2 separate regions of the Mus musculus genome follow, and region 1 is linked to region 2. Evidence: chromatin loops called from intact Hi-C (ENCODE). Cell type or tissue: left cerebral cortex. All regions are shown on one strand. Each heading gives the region's core, and the rest is flanking DNA. Links, peaks and the distances in the headings are about the cores only.

What was found. A loop is a pair of places that touch in the nucleus more often than their neighbours do. Peaks named below come from ENCODE experiments on the same cell type or tissue, not always from the same donor. Only the 100,000 strongest peaks of a DNase experiment are listed, where the experiment ranks them.
Region 1: it touches region 2 in a loop (2.6-fold over the local background); 2 of 42 quality-filtered maps call a loop at or near these places.

Annotation. Positions count from the first base shown.
Region 1 is chr10:107,747,290-107,757,432 of GRCm38, forward strand. No RefSeq gene overlaps it. Among named protein-coding and RNA genes, the nearest start is that of Ptprq, 32 kb to the left of the region's middle. In left cerebral cortex, for the core only: no CTCF peak of the experiment used is centred there; DNase peaks (open chromatin) are centred at 4,853 and 5,365; H3K27ac peaks cover 471 bases.
Region 2 is chr10:107,255,466-107,265,608 of GRCm38, forward strand. No RefSeq gene overlaps it. Among named protein-coding and RNA genes, the nearest start is that of Lin7a, 11 kb to the right of the region's middle. In left cerebral cortex, for the core only: a CTCF peak has its summit at 5,163 (motif pointing right); a DNase peak (open chromatin) is centred at 5,185.

The DNA of each region.
Region 1 (10,143 bases), core at 1,130-9,129, 490 kb after region 2:
TGAAGGGTGTTTTATCAAAATCCTAAAAAGATAAAATATACACTATCTAGTACCCAGCTAGGCAAATATTTTCCTTTGTGAAACTTGGCTTTTGTTTTTGATAAACATTAACCAGACTTGCTGTTATTTACAAAGAACATCAAATATTCCCAGTGAATATAGGATGTGCACTATGATATGCACAGAAAGGGTTTTGATCCCTCCTAGCTCAGCTTTAGAGTGGATATATGTTATATGGTGAAATTCTGTTATTAATAAGGTTATCTACATAGAGTGTATTGAGTATGGATGCACACTACTGTTAGGATTCGTGCTTTTCCTGAAAAATGTATGTTTTACATTCTATGAATACAGTGTTATATTAAAGTGTATAAAGATAAAGATTAATTACATGATAGATTCACAATTGTGATCTACACAAGATTCAAAACAACCCCGGGTAATGTACTGAAGTGAATTTTCCGAAACGCCTATGATGAGACTGCCCCCTAGAGGTCAACTCACCACATTGAGTGAGAAATTAAACAACTGATTTAAAATGTGCCAACTTATTCTTCAGATCTAATGTTACTCCAAGGACCTGAATGAAGTCATGTTTATATCGTCATCCACCTATCCTCTTCCACACATGCTCACCTGTGACAACCACAACAGGTTTCTCTGAAGAACTTAGTTTCTCTGTTACACGGGGGTGATCCTCTGACGGAAAACAGGGTGTTAGAAAAGGTGATGATCATGAAGAGTAGAGCTGACTGGCTTTGGTGCTAGGGGTTGGGTTTTTCAGCAAACCACTGACCAGATGAGAGTTTGTGAGACACTCCACACTTTTAGAAAACTGAAGAAAATGCCACACACGAGCCTCACTTCACTGATGCTAAACAAAACCTTCAGCTCTTTCAATGTCTTTTCATAAAACTAGCATCAGAACTTTAGGTGTATGGAGTAGAAAGAGTGAGAGAGAACAAATGTCCACGTTGGGTTATATTTCTATATTTGTAGGAAAGGAGACAATTGCAGAAAGTGGAATAAGGTTGAGGGGAGGAACATTACGCACTCAGCTCGACAACGCTGACGCATCTGTGGGAAAGACCAACCATTTATTAGGAATATAATGAGCACTTCTGAAGCTCACAGGAGAAAACTGCGTTAGTAATGATTTGAGTTGGATAAGGCTGTAAGTCGTGAAAATGATCTCATGCATATCAATCCTGGACTGATCAAGGGAAGACCACAATTAAAACACTATCGGCCCAAGAATCCGATGCCTACCGAAGTGGTTGACAAAAATAGTCTACAGAAATATAAGCTATGTCTAGTATGTATATGTAATAATAAAGAAACATTTGTTGAACTAATAAAGTCAGGGCTAACAGACACATGAATGAACATAGACAAAAGTTTCATTTAACACAATAGCTCTTTACTGACATACACATCGTTAAGAGCAGTCCATGTTGATTCTTTGACCTAAGATATGAAGATACAAATATTCTTTCCTCTTCGTTTTTAAAATAATATCTTCAAGGTTTGAAAAACTTGAGACTGTTACAGTGTGACTGGGGTATCTTTCCAGACATACTGACACTGGTAATTTTACAATGGTTACTTTTCCTTGTGAAGATGAACCTACCTAATTGTGTCATGTCAGAGATCAATACATCAATATAATGTCACATAACTCTCCTTACTAAGCTATGTAATTTTAACAATGCAACCCCTAACTTTCTGTTTATTTTACTCTTAACATCTCCCAAACCAATAAAAATGTTAATGCTTTTATTAATCAAGTAGGGAATGAATTGTAACCAATTAGAACTGTTGTAAAGTAGCTTCTGGAATTACGTGTGCAGAATTAGTGTGCAATTATAACTCCATTAGAGCAAGACCCAGATGTTTTCCTGTCTAAAGGAGACCCAACTTTAGAATTATTTTTCTTACATTTTTAAATACAAGACAATCATGTAAATAATTATATTCTAGTTCTTCTGGTTTCAAAAAAATGTTCTCCTTCTAGAAAAAAAGGTAGGAATAACTGCTTAATTTTAATTTTAATTTTTATTTCTGTGTGATGTGTAGTAAAAAAGAGTAGAGACAGCATCCAGTTTGGAGGAGATGTGTGCATTAGTTCATGTTGGTACTTACTTCAGTGTTGCCTCAACCCTACATCTCAGGAGTTCTTGAAAACATTCTTGTTTATTGTTTATGGTAAGGAGATGGATGAGAGGGAAAAGATATTTTTCATTACTAAAAATAACTCACAAGATACCATAAAAATATACCAGTTAGTTATTCTTTATTCTTTTTGAAAGTAGAGGGATATAGCTGGTTACTTACTGGTTTTGTTTAATTTGCTTTTGATTGATGCATAAAGACACAAGGGTTATACCTATCTATGAGATATTCTTCATATCATTACATGTGTCTGTTGCATAAGGTTAAACATGCCTGCCTCAAACATTTGTTACTTCTCATGGGTGAAAAACTTTAAAGTCCTGTGTTGAGTCTTTTTGAGAATGCAGTGTAGAAACACTGTCTGTGGACACTTTCCTATATGGAAGACACGACTTGATTGCAACTTGGTACCCATCAGTAAATCTCTCCCCATCTCTCCCTCTTCTCTGCTCACCTTCTGCAAAGCAATCTTTGACTTCCAATACCTATGAAAGCAACCACAGATGAGTCACATAATGTGACATTTGGGTGCAAAATGGCTGACTTTGAGTCATTTTCAGTCTTCAGTTTATTTCAATAAACTAGAGAATTCGACATGACATAGTGTCTTAAATTACAAAAAAAAAAAAAAAAAAAAGATAAAAAGATTTCAGTTTCAAGAGACTGACACTCAGTCAGCCCTCTAGATCCCTAGGTTCCATATTTGTGGGCCCAATAAGTCTCAGATCAAAAGTATTTGGGAAAAGTTGTTTTGTTCCTTAAGCAATGCAGTACTGTGTAACATTTATACTGTATTAGATATTCTAAATATCTAGACCTAATTTAAAGTATATAACAGTATACATACAGGGTATATGCAAATTCCACGTTATTTTTTATATTAGTAACTTGAGCATCAAAGACTTGAGAAGCAAGTCTCACAGCATTGTTGGGTTGAGTCTCCACAGACACAAACCCCTATTTATCACAGTCCAACAACCAACCTTGAAATGCTTCATCTGCTATGCCCTTTACCAAATTATGATCTCTTCCCTGCTTACAAATCCCATACTAGTAAGGAGTGGAGACATGTGCCATTTACATGCTCACATAGGTGTGATACCTAACACAGGAAACCATTCTTATGAATTCACCCTGATATTACTATTCCCCTTTAGTGCATCCCCTGTTTTCCCAAATGATAGACTCAAGTCAATTGCATCTTGACTGTTAGTTAATTACTGTCACAGAGACACACTACAAAATGTCTCATCCTTGATAACAGAGTGTCACCAGAGCAGTATGATAATTGATTCACTACCTGGAAAGTCAAGTATGCTTAGTTTAATCAAACACGCATATATTTAGCTTTGAAACTAAAGTATTTGACATCTTTAACCTGTGTGTGCGTGCATGAGAGAGAGAGAGTGTGTCAGAGAGAGAGAGAGAGAGAGAGAGAGAGAGAGAGAGTGTGTTAGTTCAATATTCTGTCTTTTCCATTTAGATAGATTGCTCATCCAGGAGAATGTGGAGACATTAATAAGTACCCGATACATAATGCTCTCTATCTAATAAAATTGGAAGCTTCAGTACTTTCCAACAAATAGGAAAATAATTTGCTTCTAGAAATCATTTTAATTGAATATGAAGAAAGTGTTAGAAATAAAATGAATTACCAGGCAAGTACACAAAATTACATCTCATTGTGCAAAACTATTTAACCTCACTAGATGAACGATGAGAACACCTACACACTGCTCCTGCATTGGAGGTGATCCCTCACATTTTAAAGTGACACCATCATTATGAAAAATATTTCAAATGCTGTTGATAAAATTGAAATTTAGGTAGAAAAAACATGTAAGGATAATTTCAACTCAATTTACTCTAAAAATATTTTCATCCAAGAGCTTGTGTGGCAAGCGATCTTTCATGTTAGATGCTCTTTTTAAAAAAATGTCCACCTGAACTATCAGCTGTAAAATAAGACCCTGTGTCAAAGTCAAAAGAAAGAAAGAAAGAAAGGAAGAAAGAAAGAAAGAAAGAAAGAAAGAAAGAGGGAAAGGGAAGAAAGAAGAAGAAGAAGAAGAAGAAGAAGAAGAAGAAGAAGAAGAAGAAGAAGAAGAAGAAGAAGAAGAAGAAGAAGAAGAAGAAGAAGAAAAGAAGAAGAAGAAGAAGAAGAAGAAGAAGAAGAAGAAGAAGAAGAAGAAGAAGAAGAAGAAGAAGAAGAAGAAGAAAGAGGGGGAGGGAGGGAGGGAGGGAGGGAGGGAGGGAGGGAGGGAGAGAGAGAGAGAGAGAGAGAGAGAGAGAGAGAGAGAGAGAGAGAGAGGCTGAGCTTCACATTCTTATTTCTCAAATTGCAAATGCCCTTTGGTTAAAAACAGGTCCACAGAATCCATTCAAATCAGCACCCTAAAGCAAGTTTCTTCCTACAAAATCCTCTTTGGTTACTATGAAGCAGGTGTTTGCCTTAGAGAAAACACACAGCCAGTTAAAAAGAAACAGCTAACCATCAAATCCTCAAGCCCTTCCACAAAACCGCAAAGCTTTCACACGTCTCACTTAACTGGCCAACTGATGTAAGAGTTTTGTTCTCTGCTTATCCGTCCCCAAGTCTCTGTGTAAATTAGAATGTTCACTACATATGCTACAAGTTGTGGAACGCTGGAGTGCAAACAGCTTGCTGTCCCTTACGGTGCACACTCTGATTATCTGTAAGTCACAGTGTTTACCCCTCTAGTGGATAGAGACAGACTGGTTCTTTTCAAGTACAGTTTTTCTAAATGTCCTGAGTGGAAGGCAAACGGTGAGATGACTAGGAATTTCCATGTATTGATGCCAAGGTGGACAGGAACCCTTCAAGCAGGAAGGAAAGGGCTGAAGGATTAGCTAGTCAAAGCACAAGGCTTGCACACCTGAAATGCTTGCAGCCTTGAGACCCCTCGTCTACCCTGACCCTGACCCTGTGCAGAGGAAGTTCCAGGTCTGCACCATGCACAAAGCACAATCCAGGTCCCACCTACCCGCCACCCCACCCCCCCCCCCAACCCTCCTGCCCCTTCCTCCTGCTCTCAGAGCTCTGGCTCTTCCCTAGTTATTATGCTTTCCCCGCCCACAACGCTGTCTCCCGTTTGAGTGAAAAGTCTCCATGGAGACAAGAAACTGCTGGGGGAGGAGTGGGAGGCAAGTCCCCAAACATCCCAGTGGAATTGTGTTCAGTACTCACAAGGGGAGGGAAGCGGAGGCGATGAAGGACATTACAAGTGAGAGCCTGTCATCTTATAGAAGTTGAAAAAAGAAACAGATCGCGTAGCCTAGCTTACAGTTAATTTTATACAGGTGGCTTTGTAGGTGTAAGCAAGGGAGCAGTAAAATCACCGAATCAGACAGCCCCATGAGTGGAAAGAAAGTTATTTGGGGCAATTCAAAACTGCCATGCTACCTCCCCGGCAAGAATGGTGGGAGAATCTTGGCAGTTGTTAGGGGCTATGTTGCCACGAGAGGAAGGAGAGGAAGAGGGCGTAGTGTGGGCCTTTGATTGGTTGCAAGTTTGTTTGAGTTAGTAGAGAACTAGACGCCCTTTGCAGAGATAGTGGGCATAGGGCAGATATAAAGGCAATTGCTTTCCCTGGCAAACAGAAACCCATTTTACAAGGTTTCTTAGGAATGCCAAGTTAAGTTTATCGGGTCAGAGTCCATCCACCCTGAGCTGGTCCCAACCTGTCATCTGCAATAATGTCAGCTCTGTTGCCATTTGGGGTTTGGGACCTAACAGTATGGAGCCATTGTCTTTTTTTAGCATGGTTGAGAAGTGGCATGCACACGTGTTTTCCCCTACAGCATTTTGGCAAGATTTTAACAACTACTTTTTTCTTCTTCTTCTTCTTCTTCTTCTTCTTCTTCTTCTTCTTCTTCTTCTTCTTCTTCTTCTTCTTCTTCTTCTTCTTCTTCTTCTTTTCTTCTTCTTCTTCTTCTTCTTCTTCTTCTTCTTCTTCTTCTTCTTCTTCTTCTTCTTCTTCTTTTCTTCTTCTTCTTCCTTCTTCCTTCTTCCTTCCTTCTTCCTTCTTCCTTCCTTCTTCCTTCTCCTCCTCCTCCTCCTCCTCCTCCTGTTACCTGCCTTGATTTCAATTTCCCCAATTTTCATCGCAATCACTGCTCAACTTCAATCTTCTATAGTGGAGCCCTGACACGTCACTCACTAAGGGTAACAGACCACCAACTTCTGAACTTCTGCTTTCTAGAACATTGTTCTGCGGTAGGGTAAATGCTGACCTTTTTATTTGTTTATGTCTGTACCTAGACTGGGAGCCCTGAGACAGCAAAAATGATCTGAAATCAGGCAGCTTTACAAAAGAGCCATACTCAGGTTGCTTCATTCCTGGCTGGACAGAGGGTGCTCTGCACCCTTTTCAGTCTTCAAAAAAGCAAATGGTGTTAAAGTCCCATGCTATGAGAACACTTCATTGCTATCAAATTGGTATTTTGGTTCTGATGGCTATAAGCAAATTTGGACGCCGTCAAGTGATCTAAGTAACGTTTCCTATTTATTCTTTAGAATTTCACACATGTACACCGTGTTTTGATCACCTGCACACTCCTGTTCTCCATTCTTTTTTGTATCCATTTGTTCAGCAAATTGTAACATTTTCAATAAGTGATCATTATCATGCTGAAACGAGTCAGTGGCTTTGCTAATCAACAGGCAAAAGTCTTCAATATTCCCTTGCACTTTAGAGAAGCAATAACCATCAAACATAGCAGTCAAAGTGCATAGCCCTTGACAGTGACAGTTGTCTTAGGATATTAACATGTGTGTGAATCTATTCCAGTCATTGACACTTACTCAATATTTACACAGTTATTGAATCTGCATATCATAACCACAAATCATTTCGAAGTATTTTTTGATGATACCTAGGCTTCAAAGCTTTACTGCTATTCTCTGTGTAATGTGAATATCTTAAGGCTTTGCATGATAATTTTCCACAAAGACTCAAAAGCCTTTTAACTTCTATTAAGAGCTTCTTTTCTCCTGCTGGGAACTACAGCCCCAAGATACTGAAACAGTCTTTTCTCCTTTTCAGTGTAAACAAATTGAATAAATCAGTAATTAATTTGAATTCATCTATTAAAATAAACATGTTTACCAGACTGTTTTAATTTAAAAAAAAAAAAAGAGCCTTAAAGATTAAAAATGAGACAGGTATTAAGTTAATGTTTCCCAGGCTGTATCTCTATAGGACGCTATGGAATTACCATGTGAGAAAATAAAGAAAATTAGACAAAAGAAAATTAAAGTGAACCCATAACCAGGTTGAGTTCACTGGCAAACTTGGATCTCTTATGCCACTATAAACAGATATCTTTTGTTTATCATGTGAATTAGCTTATCTGCTCCTGCCTAATAGGAGCACAGGGAGGTGATGAAGGATGAAGGAAACAAACTCTTAAACAGTGTTTGTTGAGAAAAGCTTTGATTTAAACGTAGTACGTGGAAGGCAAATGGTGAGATGACCAGGAGCATCCATGAGTTGGTGCCAACTGAGTCTTTAATTCCACTTCACCCTTAAGGACTTTAAGAGGGAAACCAATAGAAATGTATCTCTCAAGACGTGGGTTAAATATATTAGGATATTCATTTCTAACAGAATGCTGTGGTGGTTTGAATGGGAAATGTCCCCATAGTCTCATGTATCTAAATAATGGCCCTCGGTGGATGGTGCTGCTTGGGGAACCTCAGGTGGTACAACCTTGTTGAATGTCCTGTGTCACTGGGGGCAGATTTCATGGGTTTCTCACCACACCCCACTTCCAGTCTCTTCTCTGTCTGTCCTGTGTTTGTGGTTGAGGAAGTGATCGCTCAGGTTCCTGCTCCTGCCTCCATCCCTACCACTTGCTGCCGAGAGCTTTCTATCCATAATGGACTCTACTGCCCTGAAACCAGATGCCAAAGTAAAGCAATTCTTCCAGGAGTCAAAATAAAGGACTTCTTCCATAAGTCACTTTGGGTCATGGTGTTATAGCAACATAAAAGCAGCCAATACAAATACCATATGGCAAGTATATTTCAGCTCTTGTGAAAATACATGAGCAGGACCACAATGGAGGAGTTAGGGGAAGGACTGAAGGAGCTGAAGGGGTTTGCAATCCCATAGGAAGAATGACAATATCAACCAACTAGACCCTCCCCCCTCCAAAGCTTCCAGTGACTTACACCAACCAAAGGGTACACATGTAGGGACCCGTGGCTCCAGCTGCATATGTAGCAGAGGATTACCTTATCTGGCATCAATGGGAGAGGAGCCTCATGGTCCTGTGGAAGCTTGATGACCCAGGGTAGGAGAATGCTAGGGCAGGGCGCTAAGGCAGGAGTGGGTGGGTGGGTGGGGGAGCACCCTCATAGAACTAGGGGGAGGAGAGAGGAGATGGGAGTTTGTGGGAACTGGGAAGTAAGGGGATAACATTTGAAATGTAAATAAATAAAATAACCAATTTTTCAAAAAGAACGAAAAAATTTAATGGGAGAAAAAAGAAAAATACCAGAAGTTGTTTGAGATAAGGTTCCTGTCTGTAACTCAATCTGGTCTAAAATTCACAATCCTACCTCAACCTCTCATGGACCACCATGGCTGAAAATTTTAAGGGTGAGTGTGTGTGTGTGTGTGTGTGTGTGTGTGTGTGTGTGTGTGTGTGTGGTGTGTGTGTGTGTGTGTGTGTGTGTGTTGTGGTTGTTGTTTGGATCAAACTCTTGGCCCTTGCATGCTAACCAATCATCCTGTCACTGAGGTTTACACACAGACCATGGTTTCTTAAGATTGGCTTCTCACCAGATAGTTCAGGCTGACCGTGAGCCTATTATGTAGCCCTGGTCATGATCCTCCTGTCCTTGGCTTCCCCACTGTGCACCACTACAGACCCAAAAATAGGTTTCTAAGAATTTCAACAACATTTTTTTTAAAAACAAAACCTTTGTCAAGATGAGATAAGACAGGGAGAAAGGAAGGAAAAACATAAACAAAAGACAAAAATGTGTAATTTATGGGAAGAGTACATGAGGATTTGATTTTTGTTCTTCTTCCCAAAATGGCACAGGAAATAGTTTAAAAAATCTTTTTTGATTTAATTTTCTAAAAAAATTGTATCTTACCATAATTCTTTGAACATCAGGAAATAATGTATAAGATATATGTGTATACACTGAATGGAAGAGACTGGAAGGAACTGGTTTGATAGAAGTAAGGTGAAGCAGGTGAGATATAAACTAAGCAAGAGTCATTGCTGGGTACCGAGACACACCCACCATTGGAAGCCTTGCTCCTTAGAAGTGCGCATGGGCAGAAGCAGAGAGTTTTCCTGCTGCTTCTTCACCTGTCAGGCACAGCTCACCTTACAGGAAGTGAAATCTCCTTCTTTGTCAGATTCTTTACCAATGCTCTGGGCCACACATGATGGGCTGTGCTGCTATGGAGGTGAACAAAAATATCAAAAAGTAAGGACTCCAGAGCTGCTGGTAGGTCCAGAGGAGAAAAGGAGACCATCTTCTTGCAATAAACAAGCAAAGGCCACAAAAAGTCTTGGTGCTTTCAAACAGGTGAGAAACCAAAGCCTGGGCCTAGGTACACCATGCTGAGGAACTCCAGTTCCTCGCATTCTCTGGATTTCTGTGACCTCCCCATTACTATTCCAGCTTTAGCCCCTCGCCATTCTTTCTCAGCCTCCTTCCTCAGCTGTTTTTATATGACATTTAAGTGACAGAGGTCTTTCTACTTAATTGGGGGGTCTTGTTTTCTTTTCTGTATATGCTTTCCCTTACTAACTTTTTAAAAAACATTTATTTATCTATTCCCTTTATGTCCCAATCTCAGCCCCCTTCTGCTCCTAAACCTCCTCACATAGAACCTCCCCACACCCCACCCTTCTCCTCTAAAGGGGGAACAACTCTAGGTAACACCCCCCAGCTCCCCACCCTACCCCACTCCTGGTCCATCAAGT
Region 2 (10,143 bases), core at 697-8,696:
CTGACAACTCCCTCGTCATGAGTGTGAATTATTTTCAGATGCAAGAATACAATGCCCATTCAGCTTTCTGTTGCTACACCAAAATATCTAAGTGAAAGAACCTTCAGAACAATGTGGACTGATGGCTTCGGAGATTCTCATTTTTAGGGCAGTAAGGAAGCAGAGACACCATGGTAGCAGGACATTATGGAGGAAGGGTATCGCCACTTTCTGACAGCTGGGAAACAGTCACAAAAGAAGAAATGAAGCTGAGCATTAAAGTGAAGCTGAGCATTAAGGTACGCCCCTCAAAGCATCGCATGAACTCCTCCATCAAAGTAGGTACCACCTTCTAGTTTCTACCTTCCCTGAATAAAGTCATGGAAGGTTGCAGTCAGTGGATTAACCCACTGGTGAGTTTACAGCACTTGTAGCTTCATCACATCCCCAAAGCCAATCAGACCACCACCAAGCCTTTCACGTGTGTCCCCCAAGGAAGTATCAGATACAGACAATGAGTTTCTCAAATATCAAGAATTTGGTTAGTTCATAATGTTCCACCTATAGGGTTGCAGATCCCTTTAGCTCCTTGGCTACTTTCTCTAGCTCCTCCATTGGGAGCCCTATGATCCATCCATTAGCTGACTGTGAGCATCCACTTCTGTGTTTGCTAGGCCCCGGCATAGTCTCACAAGAGACAGCTACATCTGGGTCCTTTCAATAAAATCTTGCTAGTGTATGCAGTGGTGTCAGCGTTTGGATGCTGATTATGGGGTGGATCCCTGGATATGGCAGTCTCTACATGGTCCATCCAAAAGGGGGAGTGGGTGGGCAGGGGAGTGGGGGTGGGTGGATATGGGGGACTTTTGGTATAGCATTGGAAATGTAAATGAGCTAAATACCTAATAAAAAATGGAAAAAAAAGAATTTGGAAGATCAACATTAATGCTGATTACAAATATATCAGCAAAATCAAACATGCTTATGAGCTATTTTGAAAAAAAAAGAGGCATAAAAGAAAGTACATAGACAGTAAGTAAAAGCAGAATGGTTGATCTTACGTAACTGGGGGCTTCCTGAATTAACAAATTTTTACAGTAATTTGAAACTTTGAACACAAGAAGACATTCAGCCTGGCATTTGGGGTCATGTTAGGGTGTAGTATCTTTGCCACATGACTGTGTCATGGCTAATATCTAAATCACAACATAAAGATGAACATGCCTGACGAATGGGAACGTGAGTACCTGAGGTCACAGTGCTTTTGTTACATGGAAGAGACATCCATAATCAAATGGAGGAGTGGGTGCCAAAGGGCCGAAAACTACTAAGAAAGAAAAATGACTTGTCGAGGATAATTAGCATTGCTCTCAGGCTGCCTCTGCCCTCTAACCAGAGCAGGCAATGATTGCATCTCACAGTACAGTCCTCCCTTCAAAAGACCTATTTTTTCAAGTAGACAACATGACAATATTTTCCATGGACCTATCTTTTCAACTCTATATGGAAAATGAATACATGGTATTTTCTTTATTTTTCAAGTCATCTGGAAAGGATTTTTTTCACAAGCTAAATCCTTTCAAAAAGAAATTTGCGGAGAAAGGGGAGGGAAATAATATCAAACATGAGGCACAAATAATAGGAACAGAAAAATAAAAGCAATAAAGGAGATGAGTAAAATTGAAAGGCAGGAATGTAAACGCTGCAATTTCATCTCTTATTGTTTTCTTCTGAATGATATTGAATGCAACAATTAACCTGGCACTCACCTCCACCCACATGTGCATCGACTCAGCATGAGTTCCTCACATCGCTAGTTATGAGCTGCACTTACAGAAAACTGTGAACTTGCTCATTTGCCATCTCTTCTTTTCCCTAAATATTTTATTACATCAGCCAATGTGAAAGTCCTGCTGACACTAGATGTAGATGGACTGTCTCACAGAGCTAATGTTTATATACCCTCAACATAAAAGTGAAACCTAAATTATATAATACATACATTAAATATATATACAAATATACATGCAATATATACAAATATAAACCTATATATTTAAAATATGCTGCACACACATACACACACACACACACACATATATATATGTTTATGATTAATATGTCCAATTGTCTGAATAAAAATATCAGACACTCTATACCAAATATTATTATGGGGAATATCCTTGGTGAACATGTGAAAAGCGTGGGGTGTGAAAGTTAAAGGATTCCCACTTGATGATATCATTTCTACAGGTTCAGTGAGGTGTAGGTTCTGTTTTCCCCTGGCTTCCCCTGTGATTATAAGATTGGTGTTAATGGTAATTGCTACAGAACTGATGAATCTTCATAGTCACACTCTTTTACTCTACTTCATTTTCATGCAAACATGTTAACTAAATGATCATATCATTATTTTGAAGTCCATCTTCATTCTCCAGTGAACGTGAGACTCATCTGGAGTGGGAGTGAAACAATCTCCTCACTGTTTCCCTTAATATCTCTATTCCTTCCTCTTGCTCCTCCTCCAGTGGCTGGGAAGAAATCCAGCCCTATTCTCTTCATTACTCAGTCATTGGCTAATCAGCTTCCTTACTGACCAATCAGAGAATAATCATGGAGCAATATTTACACAATACTGAGACAGAAGATTCTTTAGAATAAGGATTGCAACCAAATATGGGGTTACAAAAACCAGCATTTAAATAATACAAGGATAATATTTACATAGTGCACAATAGTATTATGCCAATTGGGATTGGTTTGAAACATATGAATATATTTTGTGTCCCAAAATATTTACCCAAAATATTTATTAAATATCAGTTCTATGCCAGGTAGTGACTAAATGGTGGGAAACAAAGCATTGTCCATCTACTCACATAATTTAAAATCTAGTATTGTAATAGCATGATGGAATTACACTGCATTGGTATTAACCAATACATGGTCTCTCCCTATTCTGAATTATCCAGGAAAAGTTGGGGAGCTAAAGTGGTTTCTGTGGGTTTCATTCTCCATTGTTAGTCAAATTTTGATATTTTTTTTTTACATTATATGGCTTAAATATTATTGAAGTTCATGGTATATTAATATTTTAAAATTAAAATGTAGTACTTTTCCTTTATGTGGTTTCTTAACTCAAATAATTCTATTATTTTCACATTTATAACTTTAATTCAGAACTCCCTAAGCTACAAATGAATATATCACAAACATCATAACCATTTCCATACCTCAAAGCTACATCAAATTCCATGCACTCAAAGGGGGAAAAACATCTTCCTGTAACCCTGGGAAGATGTAGAGGAATTTTAATCCATCAACATGGCTGCTCTGGCAAGGGATCACATACAAAGACCTTTTAGGTCTCTATGATCTGGCTGAAATACAGATATGTCCTGGATTACAGTATGATCTGGCTGGAATACAGACATGCCCTAACTACCTTTAATACTTAACAATGAAAGTAAGGTTAATTTGTAGAAGAAAACAATCATGTTTGCAAGTGGCATCTAATTACAGGGAGACAAAGTGAAGAATCAGAGAAAGATTTGACAGAATGAGTCAGAGATAGGATATGCCCAACTCTCATGAGAATGCACAAAAAAGGAGAGACTACTTCAGAGAAGAGAGAGCAAGAGAAAGAGCAAGAGAGCGACAAAGCGAGAGAATGGGAGAAGAAGGGAGGGTCTGCATGTGTGACAGTTTTACTGGGACAATATTACAGAGAGAGATAGCAGAAAGAACAAGCAAGACACAAGTGAAGACAGAACAAGCTAAAGAATACAAAGAAACCAGAAGATTAGAATATATTGTCAAAGTTAGGATGAAGCCAGGCAGAGCAATTCAGTCAGAAGCTGAGAAAAACCTGATTGAATCAGTCAACTTGGAAGATTAGATTGTATGGATGGAGGCTATAAGCTTCCAAACCATAATCTAGGAATAGTTAGAACAGAGAAAGAAATGACCTGGGCTCAGCCCAAGCTGTTTGTTTGCACAGCTTAGGTATGGCTCTCATCTTATCTCTTCATCTGTGGAAATAAAATTGACATTTACAATAAGTTTTTCTTGTATCTTGTCTCTTTTTCTTCTTTCTTGTCTTCAAGCCCTTACCAAGACTTGTCAGCAATGACCGCCAAATATGTCTGGTATATGCATTCACTTTACTTAAATTTTATTTCCATTGTCTTGGTTCAAGACACCAAAATTCTCTCACCTGAATTCTTGGATAGCTTTTTAAATGGTTCTCTTCAAATTTATACCTATTCCCTGAGGCCCAGTCACTCTACACATTTTGTTCAAATGATTCTTTTAAAATATGTTTATTTTTTTTAACTACCCTAGGTAGCTTCATTATTGTCTCCTGTTTCTCTTGGGATAATATCTTAAATTCCTAATGTGTTTTTCTGAAATGGCTCAATCCTGAGGTCAATTAACCCACTCATTCCACAAATTACCCTAGTGTAAATTACACTATATACATTAGGAAATTTTACAGCATTTGCAACTGTTTTAACTGAGGAGTAATTCCACAAATACAAGGAATCTCGCTGGAACACTGACAGTCTGTCTGTAGTATTGTTGAATGAAGTATCGTCTTCATTGCTTGATGAAGCATAGAATTATACAATGAGTAAAATTTTCCCTCCCCCCTACCCTGAGACTTTTGTAACTTCTAGTGGTAAAATGTTTTCCCATGCATTCATAGGACACCAATGAGGATGTTGAAGGGAAACGATGCAGAAAGGGAACAGAAGCAGGAGTCCATTGTGGTGAACACAAGGTAAATTATTGAATATGCAGAGCCACCCATCCTGCTCCATGGAAGCCTTCACTTGTTTCCAGAGAGAAAGAGAAAGCAAACAGTGTAGCTACTGTCACCATTAATTAGCTGAACTGAAACACATTATGCCTTAAACGTATATTCTATATCTATCATTTTGTATTTTCTCTTTAGTACATAGTTAGGTGTACGTCTGTTTGCTAACTGCATATTTATAGACTCCTCAACTGACTGTACTATAAAAATACAAGGAATGATTGTGCACATCTATACATATAAACATAGCCATGTTGTATAAATCAATAGACTTTAAAATTCTGTGAGCCCTTTGATATAAACAGGATTCATCACCTCACATAACTACAGATATGACACTGGTTATAGTTGCAATAACAATGAGGCCAGTAGAGAGCAGTGCATGCACTAACTTTTAAAATAGACTTTGAATTACAATTAGCGAAACCATATTCCTTATTGTTTTAAATTTTATATTTTAGCCATTTAATGAGATTGGCTTCTTTTTCCTTGAAAACTAAGGCACTTCAGCATCTCCCTGCAGTTTTCCATGTCCTTCGTGTATTCCTGTTACTTATTTTGGTGTAAATAAAATAATGAACAAACCAGCATCTAGGTAGATGCTGGAGAGTTGGCCCTGTGGGTGAGAAGGCTTTGCTATACAATCATGAGGGCCTGGGTTCAGACGCCAGTGTCCACAGGACAATTTAGATAAGGTCAAGTGCATGTCCATAATAGTGCTCTGTGGGCAAAGACATGACTGCTCGGTGTGGAAGCATTCTAGCTCCAGGGTTTGTAAGGGACATTTTACCTTGATATGATAAAAGGGAAGGGAATACAGTAGGACATAAGATGTCCTACTATGGTCTTCTCCGGCCGATGTGCACTTATGTATGTACAAACGTCAACACAACATACAAGCACATAATACGCACAAGTGTCTATCCACTCATTATTGCACAACATAAAAACTAAAGTGGATGAGAACATATTTTTAAAACAGCTATGATATTTTGGATATAAAATATTCAATTATGAAAACACTATGTGTGACTAAGCATATGTTCATTCGATAAAATACACACACACACACACACATACACACACACACACTACACACACAATATTTATATGCCTTAAAGTATGTTCACATAATAAATGTACGTATTTTTTCTGTAATGCTGAAAAATTTAAGTGGAGTTTTAAGCTTTTAGAATTTATCTTTCTTGAGACACTCACACTATTGGCTTCTTAGCAGAAAACTAACATAATAACTTTGACTTACTATACCGTTGGAAAGTGTATGGTACACATTTTAAGGGAAAAAATGGTGATCATTATGTGGCATCCATGTTTTACTTAATCACTTTAGATATAAAGAGTCAAAATCTCTGTGATATTTATATCAACATGAGGAATCAACTGGCATACAACAGGTGTATAGGAAGGCAACAATAAGCTGGTCTCAGGTATTGTTGTTGTTGCTGCTGTTGTTGTTATTGTTATAATCCTGAATTATACAATTAGAAAGAGGCACGTTCACACCAAGGAACTAACGTGTAGAAGGCCAGGGAGAAGTAGAAATCATAAACAGAAGGATTCTCTGAGTGTGAAGGAGGAAAGATGCATGCACCCACAACTTCCAGAGTTCAGAGGATGGAGGTGTCTCATTCTATCATTTTCTGCCTCATTCCCTTGAAGCAAGGTCTCACACAGAGCCTTAGGTGAGCTGTTTGTTGTTGCTGTTGTTGTTGTTGTTGACCTGGTAGCTAACAACCCCCCAGCGACACTGTCTTATATGCCCTCTTCAGTGCTGGGTTAGAGGTACTTGCCCACACTCCACTTCTTTCATGGGTTATGGGATACAAACACAGAGCCTCATGTTTTGAAGCAAGCAATTTTAACCATCAAGCTATCTCCATCTCCTCCATGCAATATAAATTTTAAAAAGTCATTTGTGTGAGGAGTGTGTACTATTTGAGAATAAAATTCTAGTTATACTCTGAAAACATATTCAACATATTGAATTATTTTGAAAGTAGGCAAGGCAAGAAAGATTATATAACTCTGTTCTCATAAGTGTAACAATTAAATACAATATATGTATCAGAATCTCATTTTAGTTTTTTAATAGGTTCATCTATGCCTGTCTGTCTGTCTGTCTGTCTGTCTGTCTGTCTCTGTCTGTCTCTGTCTCTCTCTCTGTCTCTCTCTCTCTCTCTCTCTCTCTCTCTCACACACACACACACACACACATTCAAGCCAGTGTACGTATATACTGAAAAGGCTTTGTACTTGTTTATCCTGGTGAATGGGCTTTTGGAATAATCCTTGGATTGTTTACCATATGCACTGACTCATTCTTAAATATTCAAAGCAAAATCCTTATTAAAAATAAAATTGACTATACAGGCATATGGTGGCACATGCCTTTAATCCCAGCACTTGAGAGGCAGAGGCAGGCAGATCTCTGAGTTCAAGGTCAGCCTGCTCTACAGAGTGAGTTCCAGGATAGTCAGTGCTACAGAGAAACCATGTCTGGAGGAGAGAGAGACAGAGAGTGAGAGAGAGAGAGAGGGGGGGGAGGGAGGGAGGGAGAGAGAGAGAGAGAGAGAGAGAGAGAGAGAGAGAGAGAGAGAGAGAGAGAAATAGGATAAATAAAAGCTAACCAAAATGTACCTACCTTATCTTACCTAAGTAAGGGTTTGAGAGTTTCCTATTCTCTCCACTGTAGAGGACAGCTGCAGCTTGAAAGCCTAGATAAAAATATTTATTATGCTTGACATGGCATAGTAGAGCCATACTACATCCCACATAATGGGTACCATGAGACACTGATGCAGAGTTAAAACTTTCATTTTTCCGTTTCTTTTCATTCTTAGTAGAATTTCCAAGAAGCTGTCATAAAGCCTTAAGTGGGTCTAACACAGGAGTGGATGATTTGAACAAGAAATAAAAATTCTTTAAAATCTTTGAGGAAGGAAAGTTTGTGGAGACACTGCAGTACAGCAAGCAGATCTGCCTGAGATCTGCACAGACTCAGATATATGTGAAAGGCAGGATAGTCAAAATCCAGAAAAGTCCACCCGAATGGCAAGAGTTCTACCAGTACCCAAAAAGTCAGAAAGGTGAGGAGCTGGTGGGGTGGGTTTTCCACTTTAGAGGAGCATAATTTGCCCTAGTTAATTTTAGAAATTCCTGTTTTGGACCAGAAGGAACACATTGGAATTGTACCATTTTTCCCATTCTAAATTAGAGAATTAAGACAAAAACCAAAACCAAACAAAAAAACCAATGGTAGAATTCTTCTGAATGTGCTGACCATGTCAATGGCAAGTTTAGCCCTTAAACTTGCTAATTACTGACATCTATGTTAGTCGGTGTGCCTGGTGTAAATTCTGTTACCAGCCCCAATTACTGGACTGTGAGAGAATGTGAGAAGAATTCAGAAATGGCCTTTATGTCTCTTTCTTCCTAATATCCTTAATTAATCCTACAGTGCCAAATTTAGAGGAAAATTATATTGCTGGCTGGAATAAGGTAAGCTGGATTTAAAGAAATGAAAACTACAAGTTGTCAAGAGAAAGCTATTTGAATCTTCTTTTAAAGGAGGCTAAAATCTGGGCCCAGGAGACAGTTCATCGGGTGACGTGTTTGTGACCAAGACTGATGGCCTGAGTTCAATCCCCAGCACCCACGTGGAAGGGGAGAACTGGCTCTGACCTCCAGCCTTGCACTCTGGTGCTTCTGCATAGTCCTCCCTCACACATAAACACCCCGCAAATAAACACAATGAAAATTGCCTGAAGATGAGACCCAAAGCAAGGTCTCTCGGGTGATAAGGATGGTGGGTGCTCACCATCGGTAAATTGTCAGCCTAACAGAAAATTCACTGACATCATTGTCACTGCCTGCCTTAAGTTTCTATGAAATCCTTTAGATCTTGCCGGCTTAACTAGATGGCCCTAATCAAAGTCTGAAAGTGTATCTCTTAAGACTAGAGGGGGTGAAATCACTTTATTATCTACATGCAGGAAAGAAAATATCCTAGTTTCCGCTGAAGGAAAATGAACGACTTCCAAAACAGTTCACAATACAGATTAAAACATACAAATGTATGGTATCATTTCTTCTTGGGGATACATTAATAACTAATTCCATGCTTCTGAACCCATTCTAATTATTTCATAAACCCCTCAACAAGTAACATGGAGACTTATTTCTAACTTTATCCCAAGTCCATTATTGTCCTGGTCAGTAAAGAATACAAGGATCCTGTTTAAAAAGAGCTTTGCCTTGCTTTGCTTTGCTTTGCCTTGCCTTGCCTTCTTTCCTTTTCTTTCCTTTCCTTTCCTTTCCTTCCCTTCCCTTCCCTTTCCTTTCCTTTCCTTTCCTTTCCTTTCCTTTCCTTTCCTTTCCTTTCCTTTTTTTCCTTTTTCCTTTTTCCTTTTTCCTTTTTCCTTTTTCCTTTTTCCTTTTTTTTCTTTTCCTTTTTTTTTTTTTCATTTGGAAGGCAATTTCTTTTTCTTTTTTATTAGATATTTTCTTTATTTACATTTAAAATGTATCTCCTTTACCATTTTCTACCTGGAATTCCCCTATCCCATCACCCCTCCTGCTGTTTCTATGAGGGTGTTCCCCCACCCACCTACATACTCCCGTTTCCCCCACCCTCACATTTCCCTACAGTAGGTCATAGAACCTTCACAGGACCCAGGGCCTCTCCTCCCATTGATGACCAACTACGCCATCCTCTGCTATATTTGCAGCTGGAGCCATGGGTTGCTCCATGTGTACTCTTTGGTTGGTGGTTTAGTCCTTGAGAGCTCTGTGGCACCTGGTTGTTTGATATTGTTTTTCTTCCTATGGAGTTGCAAACCCCTTCAGTTCCTTCCATCCTTTCTCTAACTCCTCCACTGGGGACCCTGTGCTCTGTCTAGTGGTTGGCTACTAGAATATGCCTCTGTATTTGTCTGGCAGAGCCTCTCAGGAGACAGCTATGTCAGGCTCCTGCTAGCAAGCACTTCTTGGCATCCACAGTAGTGTCTGGGTTTGGTGACTGTATATGAAATAGCTCCAAGGTAGGGCAGTATCTGGATGGCCTTCAGTCTCTGCTCCACACTTTGTCTCTGTATCTCCTCCAGTATTTTGTTCCCCCTTCTAAGATTCACACTTTGGTCTTCCTTCTTCTTGAGCTTAAATCAGTTTTATCAAGTACAATTTGATCCTTTTGTGGGCTGTCTTAGTCACCATTCTACTGCTTTGGAGACACCATAAGCAAGGCAACTCTTATAAAAGATAAGACTAAATTAAGGACTAGTGTACAGTTTCGGGGGGTTAGTCCGTTGTCATCATGGGAGGTAGCA